Regions from separate parts of the Mus musculus genome. Here region 2 is linked to region 1. A link is a loop called in an ENCODE intact Hi-C map of the cell type or tissue named here. Cell type or tissue: gastrocnemius. All regions are shown on one strand. Links, peaks and the distances in the headings refer to the core of each region. The heading gives the core; the rest is flanking DNA.

Region 1 (8,325 bases), core at 198-8,197:
CTATCTACCTCTACCTACGCTAGGGCTAGAGCCCAGGGCTTCCTGCCTGCTAGGCAGGTGATCTACCATTGAGCTACACCATCAACTTTTGAAGTGTTTGAGTTTGACACAACGTGTATTCTCTTAGTGCTTTGTATGGGAGCAGATCTACCCATTTTGCAGCCTTATGAATGGTAGGGTGCTGGCTAGTTTTTTGTCTGGTTGACACAAACTAGGGTCATCTAAAAAGGACCTTCAAGAAATTGCCTCCATCACATTGGCCTGTGGGCAAATCTGTGGGGCATTTTCTTGAGGAATGATTTGAGGTGAGAGCAGGTGGTCCCGGGTTGTATAAGCAAGCAAGCAGGCTAGCCGGGCATGGTGGCGCACACCTTTAATCCCAGCACTTGGGAGGCAGAGGCAGGTGGATTTCTGAGTTCGAGGCCAGCCTGGTCTACAAAGTGAGTTCCAGGACAGCCAGGGCTACACAGAGAAACTCTGTCTCAGAAAATAAAAAAAAAAATAAATAAATAAATAAAAAAGGAAGCAGGCTGATATATATAAGTACTGGGTTGCCATGGTTGCAAGCCAGTAAGCAGCACCCTCCATGGTCTCCGTATCAGCTCCTGCCTCGAGTTCCCTTCATGATGAACTATAAACCTTGAGTTGAAGTGAGAACTGGAGAGATGGCTCAGCGGTTAAGAGCACTGACTGCTCTTCCAGAGGTCCTGAGTTCAATTCCCAGCAACCACATGGTGGCTCACAACCATCTGTAATGGGATCTGATGCCCTCTTCTGGTGGGTCTGAAGACAGCTATGATTTACTCATATAAATAATATAAATAAATAAATATTTAAGTTGAAATGAATCCTTTCTTCCCCAAGTTGCTTTTGGTCATATTGTTTATCACAGCAACAGAAGAGCAAACCAGAGCTGATCCTGGTACCAAGATCATGGTTACTGCAGTGACAGACCTGACCATGTTGTTTAGGGAGGATTGTGGAGGCATTTAGAACGTGGGGCTGGAAATACCATTAGTGATCAAAGCTTAATGAGCTGTTTGTGGGAGCCTGGAAAAGAACCCAGAGCAGCACAGACCTTGGAGACCTGGCTTGTAACGTTTCAGGGCAAATAGAAGACTCGCTCAGGACTGACCGTAGGCTGGTTTGTATTGAGAACATGTATGTAGCTCTGGTCAGCTGTGACTGAAGAACCTGCTGTGATTTAACAAGAGACCCGCACAGTAGGCAAGCCCTCTAGCACTGAGCTATATCCCCAGCACATTTTACCCCCTCAGTAACACTACGCTCTTACAGATGTTTGCATGGATGTTTTAAATATTGGTAAATATACAGATGTATAAAAACATATATCTTCGGTTTTGTCACTAGGATGACTTTTTGCTGGGATAGTCAAGGTTTTGAAACCTGTAATCCTGGGCCTTCGCAGAGACCTGGCATCTGGCTGTTTCTCCGCTTCCTCTTCTGTTGCCCCCAGCGGGTCTTGAGTATTGAATGTGCACTGATGCTCTGTAGCAGTAGATATTGTCCTCTTATTAAAAGTCTTGCGCTCAGAGCTAGTGAAGTGGTGATTTAATCAAAAATGTTTGTTAATCTGACGAGTGCAATAAAAGCCCACAAGTGAGATCTCAGCACCTGCAAACAGCCCTCGCTTACTTGTTGTAATGAAACAATTACCAAGCAGGTGGCCCTCACTCGAGGGTGGCCACGGGCCAGCTGTGCCAGGTGGTTACCGCTAGGGTAGCCAGACCCCCTTTTAACTCTTCAACTCTGCTTCCTGTGAGACTCAGTCAGGAACAACTGACTATGTGTTAGATTCTGAAGTCACCACCCCAAATTGGACAGGGAAAGTTCGGCCTGGTAGGAAACTTGCTTGCATTTTGAGCTGTGACAGAAGCTGGCCTGCAGCCTTCAGCCACTTGGCCTTAAGATACTAAGTATGAGTCTCGGCTGCCTCCACCTTGCGGCACTCGTGTTTGAACCCAGTGCCTTCTGCATGCTTGGAAGGTGCTCTGCTGCCGAGCTAAGTCCCCAGCCGACATCCTGAAGGAGATAACTGGGCTAGATTTGGTCCTAGTACACAATTCTTGTCCGTTTGGAGAGTTTTGTCTGTCGGGTTTCAGAAGACTGGAGTGTGTGTCTTAACGCACATGGGAATGGTGGCTAGGCTCCTGCCCTGGTTCAGAAGTTCAGTAGCTAGTACTTAATAGCAGGGCTAGTGTTTCTGCATACCCTTAACTGTGTCCATAGTCACAAGACAGCTGCCATATAGCTCAGCCGTCACATTTACCCATAAATCAAGGCTCTTAACTAGCCAAGCATAAACTCCTAGGAGTCTCCCAGATGACATCTGGAACATCTCATTGCCTGGAGCAGAGCTGTGTGTGACCCTGGCTGTCAACAGACTTTTTATCCCAACGTCTGCAGTGCAGGTGAGCTGAGCAGAAGGGCTGGGTGTTGGCCCTGGACTGGCAGCTAACAGTGTCTTCAGTGAGGGATAAAAGCACATGGGAAGCAGTTAGTGTCCCCTGGTTCTCAGCAGACAGACTGAGGACAGGGCAGGTGGAGGCTTTGGGAAAGAAATGGTTTAGCCTGCATTAACTGACCACGGTTAGTCTCGGAGTCCTAGGGTGAGCTGTGTACTAGCTGTGGGAAAGCCCCCAATCTCCTGGGACAGGGTGAGAGGCAGTGTCCTGGCTGGAAGGAAGTACTTACCCAGTTGGCCTAGGTGGCAGAAGGCAGTGTCGATTCCGGCTGGGTGTGGAGTTGGGGTCTCACACTAACTGCTGCCTTGCTGGGAGAGTCTGGCACATGGGCCGTTCAGGGCCTGTTGACCACTAAATGATCCTCACCTGCTCAGGTGGAGGCGACAGGTCGCCATCGGGCAGGTGATTCTCTCGGCAGCCTGCATCTGGCACCGCTCCACTTAACGGAGGTCAGGAGACTAAAACCTCATTACCTAACACTGCTGGATGTCAGCATGTGTGGAGTGGCTGTTTGCCAGCGTCCTAATTAATGAATTCATAAGGCACGGGGCGGATGCCAGCTCTTGAAAAATGCTTTGAGCCTTTCAGCGATGGAGCAGCTTTTGCCAGTTTATCAAAAAATAGATCTGGGGAGAAAGAAAAGAAACCAAACCCCAGATTCCATTTTGGCCTAGAGCAGCTGAAGGCTTAGGGCAAGGTCTGGCCTGCAGAGCGACTTCCAAAGCTGTATAGCTCCTCCCTGTGCTGACCTTGGCAGCTCTACTGGACCACTGCAGCCCTCATACTCACGAGCGGGGTGGGTGGGGTTGCTGTCACTAGCCACCTACGAGATATTGGGAGGCCCACTTTCTTGACCTGCTCTGCCTGGAAGAGAAAGTTTACACCAGGCCTGTTGATTTGGGGGGCTCTGGTGGTTTGCTTTCTTACCGACAGTTCGGAAAGCCTCCTCCACGGAAAAATATCGCTTAACCAATGTCATGGGGATCAGCCATTTAGGTGTGAAGCTGGCTACCTGGAAGATAAGGTACACTGTCCCCTGTGACATGGCTGTGTGACTTGGAGGCCACAGACGGAAAGCCCCAGTGGTATTGCCAGGGACCATCTGGGTAGGCGGTCTATCGCCTTTACCCATTACAGTAAACATCCCGGGGCTCCTGATGTGTGAAAATGAGTGGATTTCTTGGACCAGCTTCCCAGGCAGTGAATTAGAAGAGGAGGAAGCTTTGATGCCCTTTGGGGGATGGAGAGGGTTTACTAGCTAGCCCACACACTTCCTTATCCAAACTCCGACATGTTTTGCGTGCATTTGGGAGGTTACTTTTGACAGCGTGGCAATGTGGGGGAGGGTGTTTGTGAAGGGACAGTCAGCTTAGTATGCAGACAGACGCCAGGCTCCTGGCGCCTCGATCTCCCAGCACATGGACTGCAGGCAGGTCCTTCCAGGCAGCGCATCTGTTGTGTGAAAAGAGACCAAGCACAGCCAGGCACAAGGTCACCCCGAGGAAAGCATCTGTTGAAGCCAGACCAACAGGCTTCTACAGGTTCGGGGGCCATGCTTGACTCTTTTTCTGAATGTCACTAGTCCTTGTTGGTTGTGGTTGTTTGCCATGGTGGTGCTGGAGAAGACTGGAGGTACGTGCACGGACCGGGACCTAATCCCACCACCTTCAGCCATGTAAGCTGCTGATCATCTCTGCTGGGAGTTGGCTCTCTGCACAGTAGTGACAGCCCCTTTGCAAGGTGGATGCAAAGTCAGACTAAATGTGGACAGCTGCCCATCCTAGGGCATGGGGGTGGAATTACCTTCTAGGCTAAAAAGTCACAGCTTTCCGCTGTGGGGTGATGAGGTTAGAGGACACACCTGGATAAGCTGCTTCCTTACTTAAGTCTGCCTGTCTGTAAGACGTGGACGCTGGTTGTCTGCCATCCTCCCCTGTGTGGAGTGTCTAGAACAGAGCCTGGCACCTGGCAGTGCTGCAGATGTGTTCCAGGTGTTGTATCCACCTTTTAGACTCTTGGTTCCCAGTGCTGCTCCTTATGTCCTCATCCAGACTCATGACACCATCTAAGTCCTCAGTACCCAGCCAGCTCCTGGCCAGTCGGGTGGAGCATGCCCCCAGGCAAGTCCTTTCCCACCCTCCTGTCACTGGCTGGCCAGAAGCTCCCAGGAGCCAAGGCCCTTGAGAGGCAGAAACCTCTTCTCAACCTAGAAAACGGAGGGGGTGGGTGGTGTGGCCTTGAACCAAGCGGCAGGGGAACTTCTGCACTTTCCCAGTAGAGCCTGGCCTTCAGGTAGCTGCAGTGGCAGCGCTGCGGGCCAGGCATTGCCTTTCTGACGTCCAGGTGCTCTGTTGAGTGTTATATTCAGTTTTTCACTCTCCTACTGAAGAGCCTGTGGCTCCTGCTGACTCCTGCTTATCAAAGGAATAAAAGCTGCCCATGCTCCTGCCAGCAGCCCTAGAGCTGGCACCCTGTGGGGCCTGACCTGACCTGTGCAGGGGCAGCTGTCTGTGCAAGTGCCACGAGTTCCCGCCTCTGAGGAGCCTATTTGGGGCTTTGATTCCTGGAGGCTCCATCCTCTGAAAAGATGCCTCCTGGGGATTTCAGACAAATTTTACAGTTTCTCTTAACACAGTGGTTTTACAGTGCATAGGACCCCAGGGAGACTTGTCTAAAGCTCTGGGAGTAAGGCTATATTCCTGAGTCAGGGAAGGGCTCTTAGTCTGGCCTGGGGCTGGGCTCTACAGCCCTCACCTGGAGCAGACAGGCTCAGAGCTGTGGGCTGGAGAGGGAAGCCCTTGAGGAGGCGCTGACATCCATTCCAGCGGTTCTGCCCTCCAGCACACTAAGCTTCGCGGCTGGCTTGAGTCCTGCCCAGCTGCAGATATCCAACGGCCTCTGTTCTTACCCAGACTAAGTGCAGGCCTCACAAGAGTAACCATTCCACCCATCTTGAGAGTTGTGCCCTCCCCTCTCCACCTTATCTGCTGCTGCTTCCCTGCCTCCAGACAGGCTTAGCTACTACCTAGTCACTGCTGGGTCACCGCTGGGTCCAGGCTAGTCTCTATAAGACCAAACTGCTCCACGTGGGGGGGGCGGAAGTTCAGTGCCAGAAGTTTGCTAGCTCAGAAACTCCAGCTCCACCCTTGTGTCTCAGTATCTCTGCTCCTTCTACAAGACTGCCAGCCTACTTAGCCACTGGTTCCTCTTCTCTCTGATACCACCTTGTTCCTGGGTGTGAACATGGATGTTTCGTAGTCTACCAGGGGACACCCATTTACCAGGGCCACACTGCCCCCTTTAGTTCCAGGTTAGTCTGAGTAGCCAGCGGCCGCTCTTTCTGCCAGGCAGGTGCTCTGGGTGGTTCGATGGCCTTCCTGGTCCACTGGAATAGCTCCAATCTCTGTTTGAACCACTTTCTGCCACATCCCCATCCTACTGCAGCCTTACTAGCTGCCAGGGCCGCTATGTTGCTGCATTTCCTCAGAGGACTACTGCTTCCCTGGGCCTCGGGGCTCTGCCTGGGGCTCTGCCTGGGGCTCTGTTGGCCTCACCCTTAGGGGTTCCCCCACATCTGGCCTTTGCCACTTGAACCTATCCCAGCATCATCCCCACAAGATTACAGGGGTTGCCAATGTGCCATGTTCTGGGCCAGCTGATGGGCTGACTCAGGGTGGAGGCCCTGCTGTCCCTACTGCCCCTCCGTAGACAAAGGACCAGCCATCTCCTGCCAACAAAGCTCCCTCCCGCTGCTGCCTGCCCATAGCAGCAGGGCTTCTCATGCCACCCTCAACCCCACTGCCCTCATGGTCTTCCTCTCACCACAGAGCCAGTGAGTACCATTCTTTTAACAGCAGCTGGTACTAAACTTCACCTGTGTGACGTGCTCTTCTAAGCTCAACCTTACCCTCACAACTCTGAGATGTTTGTCACCTGAGGCACAAGCAATCTTAAGGAGCCTGTCATTCATTCACAAGTGACAAGTGACCAGTTACAGCTGGAGCCCTGTACTGGCACTTCCCATGATATCCCATTTTTAAGCTTCCAGCTTTCAGTCCAACTGCTGGCCCAGCCCTGACCCTACTCTTCTAGAATCTTCCCGAGACCTGTCTCCTTATTCTGATCCTAAAGCTCATAGCTGTTGGGCCTGGCTTCCTTTGCTTGAGGGCAGGGAGTGACCCAAGGAGAACTATCAGCAGCCATAACCCATGTGCCTGAGAGCCGGCACTCCAACTGGGGACTTTGTGTAAGGTCCATTTTCTGGTCTTTTCTTGCCTTTTTGACCTGTCTTTTGGGTTAAGTCCGTTCTGCAGCCACCTATGTGGCTCCCAGTCACATCTAAAACCAGCATCAGGACCATCCCTGCCTTCCTGCCTCCACAGCCTGCTTCCCAGACCCTCTGCCCCATTACTACAGTTTCTAACTTTGCCTTCTGTAGCTGGTGTCTAGACCCCTTCTAAGGATGAATCTACTGCTTGCTGAAAAGCCTCCTTCAGGCTCAGCACCCAGCCTCCTGCATCCCCCTCCCCCGCAGCCTACAGGCCATTATAAAGAGAACTTACTATTTAGAAGGGAATCAGAACTGTCAGCAGGACATAAATATTCATAGAGGGAGGTCAGAACTGAGTCCCTAAAACCTTGATTTGTGTTCGCCCATTTAAGCCTCATTAAAAAGTGGCAAATGAAAGTGGGGGATATTCAGTGTAACTGCAAATAAATTGGGCTTGTTCAGATAAAGGCCCCTGACTGCCAGCCCCTCAGGCCCTGTCCAGAGCATGATGGCAGAGAAGCCTGGGCATAGCCTCAGCTGTAAGACTGCTCAGCAAGAGCACCTGGCCTTGTTCCGGGGCAATTACCACTTGTTTGGGCACCTGGGCACGTTCCAGAGGCGTTCAGGGATGGAAATCCTTAACCTGATCCCTCCCAGGCCCTGCCCAAAGAGCAGCAGGAGAACTGAACCTGAACTGGACATCTGGAGCAAGCTGCATTAGCTGTGTGCAAGCACAGCTGTTTTCTTGTTTTAGTGAGCCCAAGGTTTTCAGAAGTCAGTAGTTTAAATTCCTATCAGTTTGTCCCTGTCCCCCAGCCCTTCAGTCCATCCACACTGAGGTGCCACTCACTCTAGCCACAAATAGGAAGACTGCAGACCTGGCCTTTTGGGCACAGAGGTGGCAGGTGGCCTAAGAAACTGAGGCCTCAAGCATTCTTGGGGCCAGGTATTCATGGCGGCTAGAAGTATCTATATTAGACTGTTTCCCTAAGCCTGGCTCTCCTGCGTTTACCTCCCTACAGTGCAGTTCAAAGGCGGCTGTGGCTTCTCTGGGGACCACTGGCTGAGGCTGGTATTCATCAGCAGAGAGATGGTAAAGTTAACCATGAGGTAACCTGGACGCTCTGCAGTTTGTTCCACGCAGAGAGCCCTCCTGACCCCATTGCAGGAAAGGAGCTGACCCAGGGTTGTCTGAGATGGCTGCTGGCCAGGGAAGAAGGCAGGGGCCCAGACACTTAACTTTCCTGATTCACAGCCCCAGACTAGTGGCCTCGGACATTCAGACTCTGAGCAGCCTGCTTAGAAGGTTAGAGTCTTCCAGGGGTAGCTCCAATAAGGAGCGGGGCTGAGACCGACAGAAGGGCCTGTGACTCCTCAGAAAAAAGATTTCATCTAGGGAACCCTATCCTTCCATTTGCTGTCTCTCCTGGGGGTGTGGGTGAAGTCGGAGATGGAAAAAGAGTGTTACAGGGACCTAAGGAGCCTTCAACACATCCAGCTGCCAAAAAGCAAGGTGCTAGCCAGCCAGCCTAGACCCAGCCAGAGACCACTTTAGACACTTGGAGACCA
Region 2 (8,325 bases), core at 197-8,196, 68 kb before region 1:
GGAAGTATTGCTAAAATTCCTTCCCAGGAGATATAAACTATGTCTACCCCTCCTCCCAAGGACCCAATAGTCAACGACCATGGTCCCGCCAAAGTTCATAAACCAATGATTTTATTGGGCTCCCTTACAGGACAGAGGTGAGGGCTTCCCAAGATTTGCAGTAGATGGAGCCCCCTGCCCCAGCCTTCCCCAGCCGAGGTATGTGAAACCCTCCCTGAGGCCACGTGCAGTTAAGGCAGAGTTGCCTATCAGGGGGCAGGGAGCCTCAGGTGAGGGTCTCTTGCCCCTCGCACTGTTCCATGAGGAGTGTAAACAGCCAGCCCAGATGATCCTTTAAAGGGGGGCACAGCTGAGTCCCCCGTGTGGTGGTTGTTTGACTCAGAGGACAGTCATGCACAACAGGAGGTCAGAGGGAGGCTCTGCAGGCTTGGTTCTCTCCTTCTTTCTGTCTTTATGAGGTTGCGGATCAAACTCAGGTGGTCTGTCAGGGTGGGCACTTCTTAGGCACTGAGCCATCCTGCTGGCCCTAATTTGAATTCTTTCTTTCTTTCTTTCTTTCTTTCTTTCTTTCTTTCTTTCTTTCTTTCTTCCTTCCTTCCTTCCTTCCTTCCTTCCTTCCTTCCTTCCTTCCTTCCTTTCCCTCTTTTTTCTTTCTAAAGATTTTTTTTTATTTTATATATATGATGAGTACTGTATATATTTTATATATATGATGAGTAGCTATCTTCAGACACACCAGAAGAGGGCATCAGATCCCATCACAGATAGTTGTGAGCCACCATGTGGTTGCTAGGATTTGAACTCAGGACCTCTGGAAGAGCAGTCAGTGCTCTTAACCTCTGAGCCATCTCTCCAGCCCCGTTTGATTTCTTGATACAGGGGTCTGTGACAGCTATTTTTGGTTGTCAACTTGACTACACAGATCTGGAGTTAACCAAAACCAAAACCAAAACCAAAACAAAACAAAACCGAAGGGGCACACCTGTGAGGGAATTTTTTTTTTCTTAGTTTGCTTAATTTGCTTAATTTTGTTTAATTGGAAGATCCACTTCTAATTCAGATCTTTGAGGCGGGAAGACACAGGTTTTTGTTTTGTTTGTTTGTTTGGTTGGTTTGGTTTGGTTTTTTTGGTTTTTCGAGACAGGGTTTCTCTGTATAGCCCTGGCTGTCCTGGAACTCACTTTGTAGACCAGGCTGGCCTTGAACTCAGAAATCCGCCTGCCTCTGCCTCCCAAGTGCTGGGATTAACGGTGTGTGCCACCACACCCGGCGGGAAGACACAGTTTTAACCCAGATCTTTTGAGCTGGGAAAATGTTCCTCTAATCTGGGCCACACCTTCTGCTGGAAACTCACATAAGGACATAGAAGAAGGAAGCTTTGGTCTTGGCTTGCTCTCGCTGGTCCACTTCTTCGCTGGCATTAGAGCAACTTCTTCAGGCCTCCAGTGTAGACAGAAGGCCAGCGGAGACAGCCAGCATCATAGACTGAACAACTACGGGATCCTTGGACTTTCTGTTCTCAGCCAGCCATTGTTGGATTCGCTGGACCACAGCCTGTAAATCATCCCAGTGAATCCCCTTTCTATGGATATAGAGAGATTCGTTTTATACCCTCTTTTTACTCTGGAACATTGACTACTAATACAAGGTTTCCTGTAGCTCAGATGGGCCTTGAACTTCTGCTGCTGCTTCATCTCAACGTTAGGATTACAGGCGTACGCGTACACCACCATAATGCCATGCAGATGTGTGTTCTGCATCTGTTTCACAAGAATGAGGACGGGATCCAGAGCATCTCGAGGAAACCCCAGCAGGCATGAGGTTAATTTCTAAGTCCACCTAGCTCCAATGCAGGAGTGTCCCCTCAACCCCATAGCCATCCATCCAGGGGCTTCGGGGGAAGGACCACCACTGAAGAGTTCAAGCCGGCTGGTTCTGCTAAGACAAGGCTTGCTCATACCTGAGCTGTCACGTAGGCAATGGATATAGACAGGGACTGTCTAGGCTCGTTTTCTGTTGCTGTAAGTGACTAGGTTATAAAGAACAGAGCCTCCCATTGCATTCTGGGGGCTCTAGTGACTCGGTCCTCTGGGTGATGTGCTTTTTAATCTTCAGCCACGTTGCCTTCTGGTCACAAGATAACGCCATAGCTCCAGGCGATTCACCTGCGTGTAGCTGTATTCCAGACAGAAAGAAGGAGCAGGCTTTGATCCCGGGGTGCACTCTCAAGTCTCAGTGGCTTTCTCTGCAGCTCTTTGGCCTGAAGTGGGTCACATGCCTACTGATGGACCAATTACTAGTCAAGCTAGGCAGCGTTTCCCAGGCACGTTTCATTTCCTGTGAATCTACCCACGTCCCTTAGCCCATGGTTTCTTCCCCAGCAGAGCCCATGGAAGGGGGTACTGCCATCAGGGTCCTGACAGGTCATGACTGCAGCAGGCTTGACACCTTTCCAGGAGGCCAGGCATTGAGATACCCAGCTGAGGTGGCTCCAGACCAGCCTCCTCCAGGGTCCTCCAACTTCTCCAAACTTCCTGTCTCCTAGGCCTGGCAACCTATCTCAGGGCAAGGGCTCGTACCTCAAGCCCTCTGCTGGGCCCCCTTGTTCAAGCTCAGAAGAATTCCCACAGGCCTGTCTCTGTCGAGCTCTCTGCCAGCCTAGGTGCTGTCTTGAGGTAAGGAGGAGCTCTTCTTCCAGTGTGGAGGCCACTGGGGGATGCTGGGGGAGAATGTGCAAGGGCAGTTACGGGAGGGCAAGGGAAATCAGAGAATGAGTGTCCAGATGAGATAAACATGCCATGAACCAAGTTGCTGTGCTTCAAGGGTCTGGGTCTCCCAAGGTTCCTCAGTTGCAACCTAGTCCCTGATGGTATAAGATGAAGCCTTTAGGCCCTGGCTGGGTAGTGAGGGCTCCACCTGTGAATTCTGTCTATGCCCTTAGAAGAGACACTCTGGTTGGACAGGGGATCATGTCTGTGGTCCCAGCACCAGAAGGCTAAGGCAGGAAGACCAAGAGTTAAGGCTCTTCTCACCAGACCCCAGATGTGCTGGTAGCTTGCCCATGCTCTTCCTTGCCTCCAGGGTGGTGGGTGATACATTCCTCCTGGGTATCTATCTACTTGAGGGGTTTCTACTTTAGGATCCCGAAGAGACTAAGACACTGCGTGTGTTCACATTAGAATGGTCATCCTTCAACTCAGGATTAAGATGAAAACTCTCACCAACCATGCATGCCTCCACTTTCTTCATTCCTAAGGTAGACCCAGAAGCCATACCTAGTATGAAGAGAACCCTGGAGGCTAGGGGTTCACTAGAGGCTCTTGGGAGGGGAGGTGCTGTCCTTATCCAGGAACTCAGGCCCACCCGTCTGTTCCCCGCCCCGCCCCCCCCCCCCTGCAAAGGTCCACAGCTGCCTCTGTTTTAGAGAGCTCCCTCAGCCCGCTTGTCCCATGGCCCAATCCTGAGCTCCTGGCAGCCAGTGACAGCCTGATGGGAGGGGTAGAAAGGCCAGTCTCCTGGCCCCGAGGGTCAGTGTCATGTGATGGTCATACTCTCATGTCCTACCTCCTATGGGTCAAGTCTCAGACCTTCCTGGGGACTACCCTGTCTCCTCTTTGACTCCACCTGAAGTCAGTCACCAGCAGTGGCGCCCCACATCAGACTCTGCTGGCAGGGCAATGTGTCAGGATATCACCTAGGGCTTGTCCATGATGAGATCCTGAGGCAGGACCTGGGCATCCCTTCTACCTCCCGGGGCTCCCTGGGCAGCTCTATCACCTTTTGCTGAGCAGACCACGGGGGTCTGTAGAGGCATGAAGCAAGGTCACTGGACCAGTGGAGGATTTCCCCTTTGCTTAATGTGTGTGTGTGTGTGTGTGTGTGTGTGTGTGTGTGTGTGCCTACAGATGGCCAGAAGAAGGCATTGGATCCCCTGGAGCCAGTGTGGGTGCTTGGAGCCAAACTCTGGTCCTTACATGCTCCTTAACCATTGGGCTATCTCAATAGTCCCAATAGTCCTTGAGTTCCTTTCTGTCAGAGGAGGCAGGCTGGTAAACGGAACGACTCCGCACACTCTTAGAAGGATGAGTAGTGGGGGAAGCAGCCAGAGATGAGCCAGAGACAGGAAAGACGAAGTGAGGGCTGGGATGAAGATTTGGAGGCAGAGTGACCACAGGACAGGCACAGAGTAAAAACCTATTTGTCCTGTTCATTTCCCATCTCACCTCCTTCCTGGAAGTCCCGTGCAGTGTGCCACACACAGTAAATGCGTTGCATTTGGGGAGCAAGAGTCTTGCCTGTAGAAGTCCTCAGCACCCCTTCCTCCCATCCAGTCTCCAGTGAGCATGAGCACTAATCACAGAGAGGAGGGGTGGAGCCTTCCAAGGCTGTGCTACCCAGTCTCCAGAGCCTCAGAACAGAGCTTTCCTCTCTCTCCAGTGGGGATTTAATTAGGTGCACTAATTAGACGCTGAGTGTGAGAGACGGAGATGCAGGCGCCTCTGCGCTTGCAAGCTCAGGATGGCTTTGGGGTGGTCATGCATAGGGAGAGCCGCCAAGGGAGGCTTGGCTGTGCTTGGAAGAACAGAACTAGGAACTAGACCTCTACGGTGCTGTTCCTAGCCCTGTCAACGAGGGAGCACACTGTGGAGCACACTCAGACACATTCACACACATACACAATCACACATTTGTCTATGACCAAACGGTCATTCTATTGTCACACACATGTCTATATGTGTACACACGTGCTCTTACATGCGCTCACACCCGATGCGGGATAAGCAGCAGAGTTTCCTAATTTGTGGGGTTTTGTTTGTTTAGTTGCTTTTCCTTGCTTTGGTTTTAAGACAAGATCTCCTGTAGCGAGGCTGACCTCGAACTTGCTGCATAGCCAAGGATGCCCTTTTTTTTGTTTTTGTTTTGTTTTTCTCTGTATAGCCCTGGCTGTCCTGGAACTCACTTTGTAGACCAGGCTGGCCTCGAACTCAGAAATCCACCTGCCTCTGCCTTTATTATGTGCTGGGATTAAAGGCGTGTGCCACCACGCCCGGCCAAGGATGCCCTTAAACTCTGTATCCCTCTTACTCCTCTTCCCAAGGGCTGAGATTACGGGCATGCAGGGCAGCATGACTGTCACGGCTCCATACGTCAGCCCATCTGAACTGTTCTAGAGTCTTCTTTTCAGCTAAATTCAAGGGTCATGCAAAGAGCCCCCAACTCACCCGATACAAACACCAGCCCTTCGCCTCACACAGATCTCTTAGCAACATCTTCTCTAACCTTTTGGCTTTTCCAAAGGGAAAAATCCTCAGAGTAGAGGCCCCAGTCCCCTGCTGTGTGGCCAGAGTGCCAAGGGATAGAAGTATTGGCTAGTGCCACTCTCAGGGGACAAGAAGAGAGAGAGAGAGAGAGAGAGAGAGAGAGAGAGAGAGAGAGACTTGTAAGCCACATACCAGAGTCAGTGTGTAAAATCAACATGAGCTTGGGGGAAATTAAAATAGCTCTCTGAGCGCTGAGTATGGAGGTACACCTTTAATCCTAGCATTCAGGAAGGGGGATGGGTGGCAGATCTCTGTGAGTTCGAGGCTAGCCTGCTCTCCATAGTGAGTTCCAGAACAGCCAGAGCTACCTTGTGAGACTCTGTCTCAAAGGAACAAAGAAGAAAGACCTCTGAGCCTCCATCTGTGTAACAAGTTCAGGCTATGTGGGATACAAGTAAAATCTCACGTTACATTACCATGCAACCTGCTGAGCTCAGGGTCTGGCATGCAGTCCGTGCTCAGTAAGGTTAATCCCACCACAGCCCAGGCAAAGCCAGCTTCCAGAACAGGGTCCTGTCTGGCCTTCGGGCCTGGCTGCCTCTTGCCTGCCTTCCCTGTCTCAGAAGACAACAGGTCATTAGGACAAATTTGATCGAAACGACGCATGGATTAGCATGTGCGAGGCAAAGTCTAATTCTGTTTACTGTTCTGGGGTAGCACACAATTATTACAGGAGCTGGGACAGAGTGTTTTTAATAACATTCCTTGTTAAGATTTAATTACAGGAAATTGCATTTTCTTAATCACTGAAAACTCAACTGGCTAGGAAAAGAATCGTGATAATTTTGTGTGTGGCTTATTAAGTTCTTAGGATATTCTTTCTCTTACATTTTTCTTTTATTATGTGCTGCTGCTAAGTGCTCTTTAACCCTTGGAGTTCCGGATACCCCTGTCTCTCCTACCCCAGGCCCTAAACTCATTTGCAAGCTGGGTGTCAGAATCCAGGAATCAAAGAGAGAGCACACAATATCAGAATCCAGCAGCTGGGGCCGAGAGACCGCCCTCCACTCTTGTACAGAACTAAAGGTTTTTGGGGTTTTTTTTCAAAGATTGATTGATTGATTGATTGATTATTCATATGAGTACACTGCAGCTGTCTTCAGACACACCAGAAGTGGGCATCAGATCCCATCACAGATGGTTGTGAGCCACCATGCTGGGAATTGAACTCAGGACCTTCAGAAGAGCAACCAGTAGTCTTGACTGCTGAGCCATTGATACACGGTATGGTGCACCCGTATCAGACACCTTACAACCGCCTCTAACTCCAGCTCCGAGGGGTCTGATGCCACCTTCTGGCCTTTGCAGGCACGCACGCACGCACGCACGCACGCACGCAGGCACACACAATTTTTTTTTTTAATCCATCTGATCTCAGGCACTAATCCCGGCAGCCCTTCCCCTTTAACAGCTACCAACATTGTCCGTGAGTTTCTGGCTAACAGACTTCCAAGTGTCAGGGTTTCTTACCCGGGGAAGGGAGTTTGCACCAGAGGGGGGGTTGGTGGCCACATGTCCTGCTCTCCTTGGTCTCTGCTTCCTCCCTGCGAGTCAGAAAGTCTGGCTAGGCTTGAACTGTGAAACCTCCCCCATCCTCCGAAATCTATGAAACCCCCCCCACTTCCATCACATGGGCCCTAATATCCTCTCTTTAGCACCCCAAATGCTGTCATCAATCTGCCTGAATGTCCACCGTGTTAATAATTCATCTAATGAATCTGTCTCAGTGTTCTCTTGAGCCCTCATCCCAGTCCTCTCCTGACCCAAGGAAGCACGTTTGGGACAGCAGTAGCATGCTCACTCAGCCTGTAGTATATGGACCTCGCTCTGGCCTTTCTGGGAACCTTGTTCCTTGGCAGGTCCTCCTGCCAGAAGTCTTCGGGAACCCACAGAAATGAGTTTTACATTCATGGGCACGACTTGGAAATCTGGAGCCTACACTGTGTGTCCTGAGACTGAGAGCCCACCTTTGGAACTCTCTGTCCCTTGCCTGCCCTGTCTCTCTGGGGCAGACAGAACCTTGGGGCATTTCCTACTAATTGGCAAGCTAGGAGATTTCCCTCCTGCTTGATTGTGCTCCAGGTGTGGGATTCTGAAATCGGCACAAAGAGAGCTCTATCCCGGGTGCAAGGGCTCTTTCTGCTCCTCTTTCTGCTGCCTCTGTGAGTGTGAGGGACACAGGAAGGGCAGCAGTCAAGAGGAAGCAGGGAGACTAAAGGCATCAAGAACCATAGCCCACTGGTTCCTTCAGGAAACCATGCAGGAGGGATGCTGGCAAGCTAGCCACTGCCTCAGCATCACGAGGAGCAAAGCTTACAAAATCAGTGTGAGACCAAGAGAGACTGGTGATGCCTAAGCAAGAATTCTTTAGCTAAAAGGACTCCTGGCTCTAAATATCTGGATTCCTGTCACTCTGGGTGAGTACGAGCAAGAGTGCGCACACACGTGATGTGAAGGGACCTTTGGCCCCCGTCACAGCTCCATCCCTGTCTCTTGGCCCCATGACCGTCAGATGCATGGGCTACAGCCCCACGCAGCCTGTCTTAGGGTTTTACTGCTGTGACAGACACCATGACCAAGGCAACTCTTTGGAAGACATTTAATTGGGGCTGGCTTACAGGTTCAGAAGTTCAGTCCATTTTCATCAAGGTGGGAGGATGGCAGCATCCAGGTAGGCATGGTGTAAGAGGAGCTGAGAGTTCTACATCTTCATCTGAAGCAGCTAGTGGAAGACTGACTTTCAGGTAGCTAGGATGAGGGTCTTAAGCCCATATGCACAGTGGCACACCCACTCTAACAAGGCCACACCTCCTAATAGTTCCATGCCCTGGGCCAAGCATATACAAACCATCACACAGCCTTCCCTTCAGAAATCATCACCCCTTTGGCAAATAAGCCCCACTTGTATACAGCATAAGGCTCCCTGGCAGCAAATGGCACCTAGTCCTCTTGGGTCTCTGTGTAAGAGAGAAAGAAGAGTCATGAGTCACGGAGACACAGACTA

Evidence for each region. Hi-C counts contacts between places; a loop is a spot of excess contacts. Peaks named below come from ENCODE experiments on the same cell type or tissue, not always from the same donor. Only the 100,000 strongest peaks of a DNase experiment are listed, where the experiment ranks them.
Region 2: a loop joins it to region 1, with 2.5 times the contacts of the local background. A loop is called at or near these places in 11 of 42 quality-filtered maps.

Annotation. Positions count from the first base shown.
Region 1 is chr17:29,706,203-29,714,527 of GRCm38, reverse strand. All of the region lies in intron 1 of Ccdc167 (coiled-coil domain containing 167), which reads left to right. Among named protein-coding and RNA genes, the nearest start is that of Ccdc167, 6.7 kb to the left of the region's middle. In gastrocnemius, for the core only: no CTCF peak of the experiment used is centred there; DNase peaks (open chromatin) are centred at 3,611, 3,900, 6,126, 7,323 and 2 more places.
Region 2 is chr17:29,774,320-29,782,644 of GRCm38, reverse strand. No RefSeq gene overlaps it. Among named protein-coding and RNA genes, the nearest start is that of Ccdc167, 61 kb to the right of the region's middle. In gastrocnemius, for the core only: no CTCF peak of the experiment used is centred there; no DNase peak of the experiment used is centred there.